Linked DNA regions of Homo sapiens: all the other regions are linked to region 1. A link is a loop called in an ENCODE intact Hi-C map of the cell type or tissue named here. Cell type or tissue: PC-3. All regions are shown on one strand.

Evidence for each region. Hi-C counts contacts between places; a loop is a spot of excess contacts. Peaks named below come from ENCODE experiments on the same cell type or tissue, not always from the same donor. Only the 100,000 strongest peaks of a DNase experiment are listed, where the experiment ranks them.
Region 2: it touches region 1 in a loop (5-fold over the local background); 6 of 110 quality-filtered maps call a loop at or near these places.
Region 3: it touches region 1 in a loop (7-fold over the local background); 7 of 110 quality-filtered maps call a loop at or near these places.
Region 4: a loop joins it to region 1, with 3 times the contacts of the local background. A loop is called at or near these places in 7 of 110 quality-filtered maps.

Annotation. Positions count from the first base shown.
Region 1 is chr18:59,069,128-59,071,627 of GRCh38, forward strand. It overlaps the pseudogene OACYLP. Among named protein-coding and RNA genes, the nearest start is that of SEC11C, 70 kb to the right of the region's middle. In PC-3, a CTCF peak has its summit at 1,511 (motif pointing left); a DNase peak (open chromatin) is centred at 1,504.
Region 2 is chr18:58,941,532-58,944,031 of GRCh38, forward strand. The region is part of intron 5 of ZNF532 (zinc finger protein 532); the gene reads left to right. Among named protein-coding and RNA genes, the nearest start is that of ZNF532, 78 kb to the left of the region's middle. In PC-3, no CTCF peak of the experiment used is centred here; a DNase peak (open chromatin) is centred at 1,240; H3K27ac peaks cover 715 bases.
Region 3 is chr18:58,992,366-58,994,865 of GRCh38, forward strand. No RefSeq gene overlaps it. Among named protein-coding and RNA genes, the nearest start is that of ZNF532, 130 kb to the left of the region's middle. In PC-3, no CTCF peak of the experiment used is centred here; a DNase peak (open chromatin) is centred at 1,076; H3K4me3 peaks cover 712 bases; H3K27ac peaks cover 1,855 bases.
Region 4 is chr18:58,886,695-58,889,194 of GRCh38, forward strand. The region is part of intron 2 of ZNF532 (zinc finger protein 532); the gene reads left to right. Among named protein-coding and RNA genes, the nearest start is that of ZNF532, 23 kb to the left of the region's middle. In PC-3, no CTCF peak of the experiment used is centred here; a DNase peak (open chromatin) is centred at 1,077; H3K4me3 peaks cover 829 bases; H3K27ac peaks cover 1,710 bases.

The sequences.
Region 1 (2,500 bases):
TCTTATGATGTAAGAGAGTTCTCTAAATTTTTAGTAGCACAATAATAAACTTCTGTTGTACCATTTTAGCAAACAACAACAACAACAACAACAGAAACTGGATTTCTTTTTGGTTTAAACTCCATTTGATTGTCTGTATCAATGATCACAGGAAATGATTAAATGTCGTGCATTTAATGTAATTTGGGTTATGAAGCTCATTTGGGTTATGCTCTTCACTTTTCTCTGTAAAATTACAACATGCAGTATGCACTTTCCCACGACAGAATTGTTTATGTGTTATTATGGCGTCTTTGCAGACTTGTAACTTTATCCTAGAACCTCAGTGGTATGACCCGCTAGCATGCATACTTCATGGGTCTGTCATTATAGGGCCTTTCAAATATCACCTATTCTTCACCATAGTCCCTGTTTTGGACTGAATTGTATCCCCTCCCCCAAAAGCTCTGTTGAAGTCCTAACTCCCATTCCCTCAGAATGTGGCCTTATTTGGAGCCAGGGTCTTTATAGAGATAATGAAGTCCAACGAGGTCACTGGGGATGGAGATTCTAATCCAGTATGACTGGTGTCCTTATAATAAGCAGAAGTTTGGTCACGGAGACAGGCATACACACAGGGAAGACGATGTGAAGACCCAGGGAGAAGACAGTCATGTGCAAACCCAGGAACACCAAGGCAAACCCCAGAAACCGGGGGAGGTAAGGACAGAGTCTGCCCTGGAGCTGCCCGAGAAAGCATGGCCCCGTGGGACACCTCGATTTTGGACTTCTGGCCTCCAGAACTGTGAGATAATTCATGTCTGTTGTTTCAAGCCACCCAGTTTTTGGTACTTTGTCACAGCAGCCCTAGATAGATGGATATCCCTATGCACCAACATAGGGCCTCAACAAAAACTAACAGAGAAGGAAGAGACCTCAGCCAGTGGTTTCCAGCCCAACCCCCTCAATTTGCAGCGATGAGACCTAGAGATGAGGAGAGACTCGCAAGGCCAAACAGAGATGCTAGGATCCAGGCTCTCGGATGTGTGTTTTTTCTAGGTGTATAATTATGCATTAACTGTCTACAGTTATGGATTAATTAAGTCCATTCCATCGCTTATAATAAAGCTCTTTGTGTACTTACTCATTAAAGTATTAACAACCGCAGGCTACAAGGTCCTTATTAGCGTGGGATGCGCCACATCTGAGGATGCTCTTTGCTGTCCAGTGCGTTTGCAAAGATGACCAATGTGGGTGGGGAGGGGAAGGCTGAACGTTTCACACACTCTGATGGCCACGGACAGCTAACCTTGGCCTTGCCAGCCAGCCACGGGGATCATCTCCCTGAGGATGATGAGATGAGAGACCTCATCTCCCTGAGGTCTGGTCCCTCTGCTGAAGAAGCCAACCTGAGGGAGTGGGGCGCCAAGGCTCAACAGCCGCGCTGTGAGAAGGCAGCCTAATTGGCTTTTCAGTGAACGCCGAAGTTCATCGAGTTCCTCGGGAGCCCCCTGGTGGCTTCTTTGGCACCTGAACCCTCTCACTTCGTTAGGCCTCCAAGGAGCTGTTGAGGACCAGTGGCATTTTCAGGGTAACACTGCCACATGGGTGGACTTCGGTGGGAGATGACTCACATGCCAACATCGTTCTGCAGCCAAATTGCCAAATGCTTCCAGTTATGAGGCCAGAAATCTGGGACCCGTGGAAGTAACTAGCTAATGACTGACACAGCATTGGAAAGACTTTTTTATAAGGGAAAAAACCCAACCCTCCTGCTGTTGTAATTTTATATAACATAAGGCAGGGTTAGAGAAATCCAGTTTTGTTCTGGGTTTGTTTCAATCTAGAATTCCCCGGAAGTTTAAGATTTATAGATTGTGTATACCTTATTTGGATTCTGAAACAAATTGTAAAAAAGTATTATGATGTTTATAAGCCTGGAAATTTAAATACTGATTAGGTGATTTGATGATATTAAGGGCTGATTGCACTTTTTATGTAATAATGGTATTGTAGTTATATATTACTACATATATATACATACATTTATATCTCTTATCTTTTAGTTGCATACTAAAATATTTATGAACAAAATGATATAAAATCTGATATTTGCCTCAAAACAATATTGGGTGGAACTGGCATAGATGAAATAAGACTGGCTATGTGGTTAATGTTTGAAGCTGGGTGATGGGTCCATGGAACCTCATGCTTTTTCTCTATTTTCATTTTTATTGTTTTAGAGACAGAGTCTCGCTCTGTTGCCCAGGCTGGGGTGCAGTGCAATATCACACTGCAGCCTCAAACTCCTGGGCTCAAGTGATCCTCCTGCCTCCGCCTCCCAAGTAGTTGGGCCTATAGGTGTGTGCTGCCATACCCAGCTAATTTTTTTTTTTTTTTTTTTTTTTTGAGACAAGGTCTGGCTCTGTTGCCCAGGCTGGAGTGCTGGAGTGTAGTGGTGTGATCACAGCTCACTGCAACCTCTGCTTCCCAGGTTCAAGCAATCCTTCTGCCTCAGCCT
Region 2 (2,500 bases), 130 kb before region 1:
ACCTCACTGCAGCCTTGACCTCCTGGGCTCAGGTGATCCTCCTGCCTCAGCCTTTCTAGTAGCTGGGACCACAGGTGCACACGCATACCACCACGCCTGGCTGATTTTTAAGTTTTCTGTAAAGATGGGATTTTGCCGTGTTGCCAAGGCTTGTCTTGAATTCTTGGGCTCAAGCAGTCCTCTCAAAGTGCTGGGATTGCAGGTGCGAGCCACTGCACCCAGCCCCAGTATTTTCTTTTCTTTTCTTTTTTCTTCTTTTTTTCTTTTCTCTTTTCTTTGTTTCTTTTCTTTTTTCTTTTCTCTCTTCCCCTCACCTCCCTTCCTCTTTCTTTCTTTTCTTTCTTTCCATCTTTCTTCCTTCCTTTTCCTTCCTTCCTTCCTTCCCTCCTTCCTTCCTTTTCTCTTTTCTTCTTTCCTTTCCTCCCTCCCTCTCTCCCTCCCTCCCTCCTTCCCTCCTTCCCTTCCTTCCTTCCTTCTTTCTTTTCTTTTCTTTTTTTCTACCCCCGCCCCCCCCTCAGTCTCGCTGTGTCGCCCAGGCTGGAGTGCAGTGGCACGATCTCAGCTCACTGCAAGCTCCACCTCCCGAGTTCAAGCCATTCTCCTGCCTCAGCCTCCTGAGTAGCTGGGACTACAGGCGCCCACCACCACGCCTGGCTAATTTTTTGTATTTTTAGTAGAGATGGGGTTTCACCGTGTTAGCCAGGATGGTCTCGAACTCCTGACCTCGTGATCCGCCCACCTTGGCCTCCCAAAGTGCTGGGATTACAGGCGTGAGCCACCGCGCCTGGCCCCTCCCTCCCTCCCTCCCTCCCTCCCTCCCTTCCTTCCTTCCTTCCTTCCTTCCTTCCTTCCTTCCTTCCTTCCTTCCTTCCTTCCTAAGTGCAAGCCTAAAAATAGGTACTGTATTTTAAATTATAAAAATGAAACAAATTTGTAGAAGAAGTGGTTAACAAAACTCCAAAGCCAGTGAAAGATAAGTTAATCGCATGGATTCAGTGTGAGGGCTGGTCTGGCTGCCTGGAGCCCTCACCCGCAGCCTGACTGTGGCAATGACGGCTGCTGCACCAGCTCTGTTGGGCCCAGTAGGCCTGTACTGCAGTGTTCCCGGAGATAACCCTCCCTCACCCCCTTTTCCAATTAAAACTAAGGTAAAAGCTTTCATCCTGTGGCTGTTTGGCCTACATTTGACCCAAAGGTTTCTTTTGGCATTAAATCCATCTCTATTCTGTTTACATAAGTCCAAAATGACTAAATAGTCCCAGCTCAGGCAGTGAAATTCCCCAGCAGTATTTGTTTAACAGGTGGTTATACAAATAACATAAATGTATGCAAATGATTTGCATTACTTTTTTAAATGATCAGTGTTAAAATAACCTCTCACCCGTTTTTCTTAGAGAACATATGGATGTATGAAAAAATACCCAGCATCCCAGTTCAAAAAGCATGGCACACGATTGTTGTTTAATTTACTGCATTTACTCTGTGCTGGGTACTGTTGTAAGCACTTTGTTTCTTGTTTTCCAGTGTGTGGGCAGGCATAGTACCCTGCTGTTTAAAAGGAAACTCTGAGTACCCCTTAATCTTTTCTGGATAATTTGAGATCATTTTGACTGTCCATTACTATATCTTTTTTTTTTTTTTTTTTTGAGATGGAGTCTCGCTCTGTCACCCAGGCTGGAGTGCAGTGGCGCGATCTCTGCTCACTGCAACCTCCGCCTCCCGGGTTCTCGCCATTCTTCTGCCTCAGCCTCCTGAGTACCTGGGACTACAGGCGCCCACCATCACGCCTGGCTAATTTTTTTGTATTTTTAGTAGAGCCGGGGTTTCACCATGTTAGCCAGGATGGTTTTGATTTCCTGACCTCGTGATCCACCCACCTCGGCTTCCCAAAGTGCTGGGATTACAGGCATAAGCCACCGCGCCCAGCCTTTTTTTTTTTTTCCTTTTTTTGAGATGGAGTCTCGCTCTGTTGCCAGGCTGTAGTGCAGTGGCGCAATCTTGGCTCACTGCAACCTCCAACTCCCTGGTTCAAGCGATTCTCCTGCCTCAGCCTCCTGAGTAGCTGGAATTACAGGCACGCGCCACCATGTCCAGCTAATTTTTGTATTTTTAGTAGAGATGAGGTTTCTCCATGTTGGCCAGGAGGGTCTCGATCTCTTTACCTTGTGATCCGCCTGCCTCAGCCTCCCAGATTGCTGGGATTATAGGTGTGAGCCACCATGCCTGGCCTATATCTTATGGTAATGAAGTTTTGTGTCTGCTTCTATTTTTTCCTTGACTGCTGATTAACAGCAGTTTCTTTTGCTGTGCCTTCCTTTTATTTGCAATTTCTAAATGTATGTAAGTGGAGAAATGAGAACTTCAAAATAAGAATTGTATAAGAGACAAGAGTTTTTGAACATGTTCCTGAGAAGTAAAACACGCAAAATTAGAATAGCAGCATGAGAGAGGAGTATGGAGTCAGAGGAAGCTGAATTTGAACTTTAGCCCTAGAATCTGT
Region 3 (2,500 bases), 77 kb before region 1:
TAACCTCACCTCCTATCACTTCCCCCTACTCCCATGTCACTCCTTTTCGTTCCTATCCACGATTCATATTCCTGTTACAGGACCTTGGCACATGCTCTTCCTTCTCGTGGAATGCTCTTTCCCCAGTTCTCATGAGGGTTTTTCACATGTTTCACATCCGGTCCATGCAGAAGTCCCCCGCCTGGAGAGCCTTCCCCAATTCCCTTACTGAAATGTGCCCACCCCACTGAGCACACACCTGCTTTGCCACTCTCCATCTCCGCTTCCCATTATTTTTCTCCCTGGCACTTATCACTGCCTGACATGATATGCTTATGTGCTAAGTGTCTGCCATCCCCTGGAAGAATGTTCTAAGATTTTCCATGAACTCTCTGCTTGCTTTCTAATCTGAAACTGCCATTTCCTCTCATTGCAAGAGGCATTCTTCCTTTTGCGGCCTGAGAGCAGTGGGTATTAGTTATATTTTCCCCTTTGATCCTTATTCTGGACAGTCAAAACTGATCCTTGTTTTCTCAAACCCATTGCCAAGTGATGGGAGCCCGAATGCCCTTTCCTTTTTAATAGTTACTTGAATAAAGTGACCGTGTCATAAATAATAGCACCAGCCGGTTGATTGCTGCTGCTTCCGGAAACGTTAGAGGCCTGCTTTCAGGAAACGAAGGCATTATTTATTTTCATGTCCTATTTTTATGCCCAGCAAACTGCTTGCAAAAAACAAAAAACAAAAAACAAAACAGGTACCTAAAATATTTTTGTAAAATGACTGAGCTTCCTTGAGCCTTGATTAGTCATAATTTTTTTTTTCTTAGGGGTTGGGACAAACAGAAGGATCTTGAGCTATTAATTACCCAGAAGTAAGATCCTCTTTTTCTTTTTTATTTAGGTAGTATTTTTAAACCATCGTAAGTGGTTTTTATTCCTAATGATTAAAATGTGGAGGTGGGTTCTGCTCATTATATTTTTTCTCCACTTGAAAAAAGATGAAGTATTTAATGCTGAATTCTAAAAGCAATGTCATTCTTACTTTCAGTGACTACATGACATCAGCAACTAACCCGGGAATAAATCCAAGTTTCAGAGATTTTTCTGTTTAATCATTCATACAGACTTCCCTTGGTATTGGCAGTGGAAAAGTTCCAGAACCACTTCCTGTGGATACCAAAATCCACTGATATTCCTGGATATAAAATGGTCTAGTATTTGCATATAATCTACATTCCCCTCTATACTTTAAATCATCTCTACAGTACGTACAACACCTAATACGATATAAGAACTTGTTACACTATATTGTTTTATTTGTATTTTTAAAAGTTGTTTTTTTTTTTCCCCTCTGAATCTTCTTTCCACCATTGATTCAAACTGTGGATTTGAAACCAGCAGACTGCATTCAAATTATCTAAACCTCTAGTTTTTTCAATCCCCTCTCTCACCCTTTTCTAAGGTAGAAAGATGGTTAAGCAAAACAAAACCCAAAAAGCAACTTGGCAGTGGGAGCTCTAATGCTAACAAACATTTATTTAGGACTCGGGATTCTATAAATGTTTCTGTATCATGAGCTTTAAGTTCATACTACAATGCAACTGTGTGAAGTAGGCTGAGTTCATAATTTTACAGATAGGGAAATTGAACCTGCTTCTGTAAGAGCCAGGACTTAAACCCTGGTTTCTGGCACCAAATTCGGTTTCCTTCTTCCTACAAGTTGTTGATTTATCTACATATTCCAAGTTGGATGCTTTCATTTTTACATGGAAATTTCATTGTCTACTTCAATTAGACAACACTTTCAGAGGTGTTTAATAATAACCAACACATTAATGGTAAAAAAAAAAAATCCTTTTTGTATTTTTGTTTGTTTTTTGTAGAGATGGGGTTTCGCCATGTTGCCCAGGCTGGTCTTGAACTCCTGAGCTCAAAGAAATCTGCTTGCTTCGGCCTCCCAGAGTGCTGGGATTAGAGGCATGAGCCACTGTGCCCGGCTGAAAATACTTTTGAAGGTAGATGCAGAGGATTTCAAAGTTAGAGACCTGAGAGGTAATTTGTACAAGGCTTGAATCTCTCTAATGCCTTCATGCGTGGTCAACAAACAGCTGAGCACCTCCAAGGCTGGAGACCGTGATGTCATTTGAAAGAGCCCCAGTTCATCTTTGAGTTAGTTTTGACTACTAGAAAATTATTTGTTTTAAAGCTGCCCCTTTGTAACTTGGATCAAAATTATCTGTTTTATTTTTTTTCAGGGAACTATTTACCTGAGAGTGTGTTAACTATTTCAGCTTGTGTGCCTTAATGTTTTTTTCTTTAAGCCAATAACAAAAAAATCCTAAATTGCCACAGTACCTACTGTTTATTAAGGGTCTACAAAAGGTCAGATACTGTAATGTCCCCTTGTAGATACATTATCAGGATATCTGGTATATACATTATCTGCCAGGTATGTAAGTGGGCATTTAGAATATAAGGACAATACGTAGTATTTCTTGAGTATTTATAATAGGCCAGG
Region 4 (2,500 bases), 180 kb before region 1:
GTGCACCAAACGTTTTTGTACATGTGATCCTCAATTTGGGAGATTTTATTTCTGTGGTTTAAAACATTGCCTCTATGCCCTGAGATCAATGACATGTCATCCAGATATAGCACATAGAGGCCTTGCCCATTTTTCTTCAGGAATAACTAGGGGAAGAGTAGGTTTTTTTCTATATGGATTTTTAGAATTTATTGGTTGTGGGTATGCTATTAGAGAGAGACTATCCTGTAGTAATCTCCTTAGTTGGAGATGTTCTTTCATTAGCTTGTAATCTCAGTAGGTTCCTGGGCAAGCCCTGCCCAGAGCTCATTTTCACTTGTCCTTTACCAGATACCTGCAGGGATGGTCAGCTCTGGTAAATTACCTGGTTCCTAAGGCTTTTCTGGCGGTGAAATGAAGAACACCCTGAGGGAACACAGGCAGATGATGGAGTTCTGATAGCTTTGTTAGGTGGCTTATTCCGCAACACAGTTGCGTAGGGGCCCGAGGGGCCCTGGGCAGAACCCAGGCCTTCTGGTCTCCTGCAGTGGTTTGGTATTTAGTAAACTCTTCTGTGTTTGAATTTTTCTGTGCAGAACCACGGTTTTGAAATGCTAACCTGAGGGCAGTCTTGCCCTTTAAATGTACATTTTGTTTTCTGAAGAGAAACATGGGGCAGGTATTTTTGGAGGCTTTATATATTCAGTAAGTAGATATTCCACTGTTCAAGAACCTTCACGCTCACAGCAAGTCAGCACAATTCTGTTTTTGACTTTTGAGCAAGAAAAGGAAAACACTGGTCATGTGAATTGGCTGGAGTTGCTTAATTTGGTTATTGTTCGATGCATATTTATTTCCGGGGTGATGCAGCCCTCTGCCTCTCATGTGTTTGGGGTCAGTTGGGTGGTCTGGTGGGAGAAGAGGGGAAGAAAGAAAATGGGTAGTCTGCTGCATCATTGTGTGACCTGTCATCTTCCACCTGGGCTTAACACAAAACCACAAACCAAAACAGAACCCCCACGCTCACAGGAGGGACCGTCATGCAGGACTAGGCAGTATTGCTGGTTGTGGTTAGTGTCCTCTTCCCAATCCTAGGGCCTATCTGAAGGCTGGAGACCACACCGAGTCGGGGCGAGCTGCGGTCAGTGCCACTTCCTGAGGAAGTGACTGAGGCAGCCGGGCTTTGTGAAAGCTGCTTTATCCCTGCGTCCCCCGGGGCAGAGGGGAGCAGAAATAATATGCCAATGGCTTTTCCTGCGGAATTAAAGGAGCCCTCCCCAAACATCTTTTTATTAGATTAGAGCTTTGCGTTCATAAATTATTTCTAACTACTCTCCTATTCTAGTTCTCAGAAAATGGAAGGAGCAGAACTTCATATCTTTAAGGATTTTCTGGGATTATGCTCTAATCTAAATTATGAAAACTTGATATATTTTAAAGGAATTTACTCAGTTGAATAATAAACCACAATCATCATGAGTATTTTATTTTATATAGGCAGACAGTATAAAACTTTTAGATAGTTCATTAATAAAGGAAAATTGAACATTTTGGAACTTTCATGTGATTTTAGCAAACTGCAAATCAGTCAAATATTAAATCCGTTAACTCCATGTGAAAGTAAAGAATCACTTAGAATGTACAATGTCACGTTTTCTAATTTTATAAATATAAAATCAGATATTTTTCTTGTAAGTTTTCTTTTCAGAAATGAAAATATGGCCGGGTGCAGTGGCTCACGCCTGTAATCCCAACATTTTGGGAGGCCAAGGTGGGTGGATCACCTGAGGTCAGGAGGTCAAGAGCAGCCTGGCCAACATGGTGAAACCCTGTCTCTACAAAAATACAAAAAATTAGCTGGGTGTGGTGACGCACGCCTGTAACCCCAGCTACTTGGGAGGCTGAGGCAGGAGAATCGCTTCAACCTGGGAGGCGGAGGTTGCAGTGAGCCAAGATCACACCATTGCACTCCAGCCTGAGCGACAAGAGCGAAACTCTGTCTCCAAGGAAGGCAAAAAAAAAATTATATATATATATATATATATATATATAAATTATATATATATATTTTATATATATATAAAATTAATATATATAATTTATATATATATAAAATATATATAATTTATATATATAAAAAATTATATATATAAATTATATATATAATTTATATATATATAATTTATATATATATAATATATATTATATATATATATTTTATATATATATATATATATATAATTCATACAGGCTGAGTATCCCTTATCCGTAATGCTTGGGACCAGCATTTAGGTTTTTTTGTTCCAGATTTTGGAATATTTACATTATACTCACCAGTTGAACATCTCAAATCTAAAAATCCAAAATTTGAAAGTTCCAAATGAGCATTTGAGTGTTAATTTGGCACTCAAAAAGTTTAGGATTTTGGAGCATTTCAGATTTAGAATATTCAGTGTACTTCTCCCCCAGACCTCTTACAAATCATGTTTTCTCTTTCCGTGATTTTCTTTCTCTCTCTTTT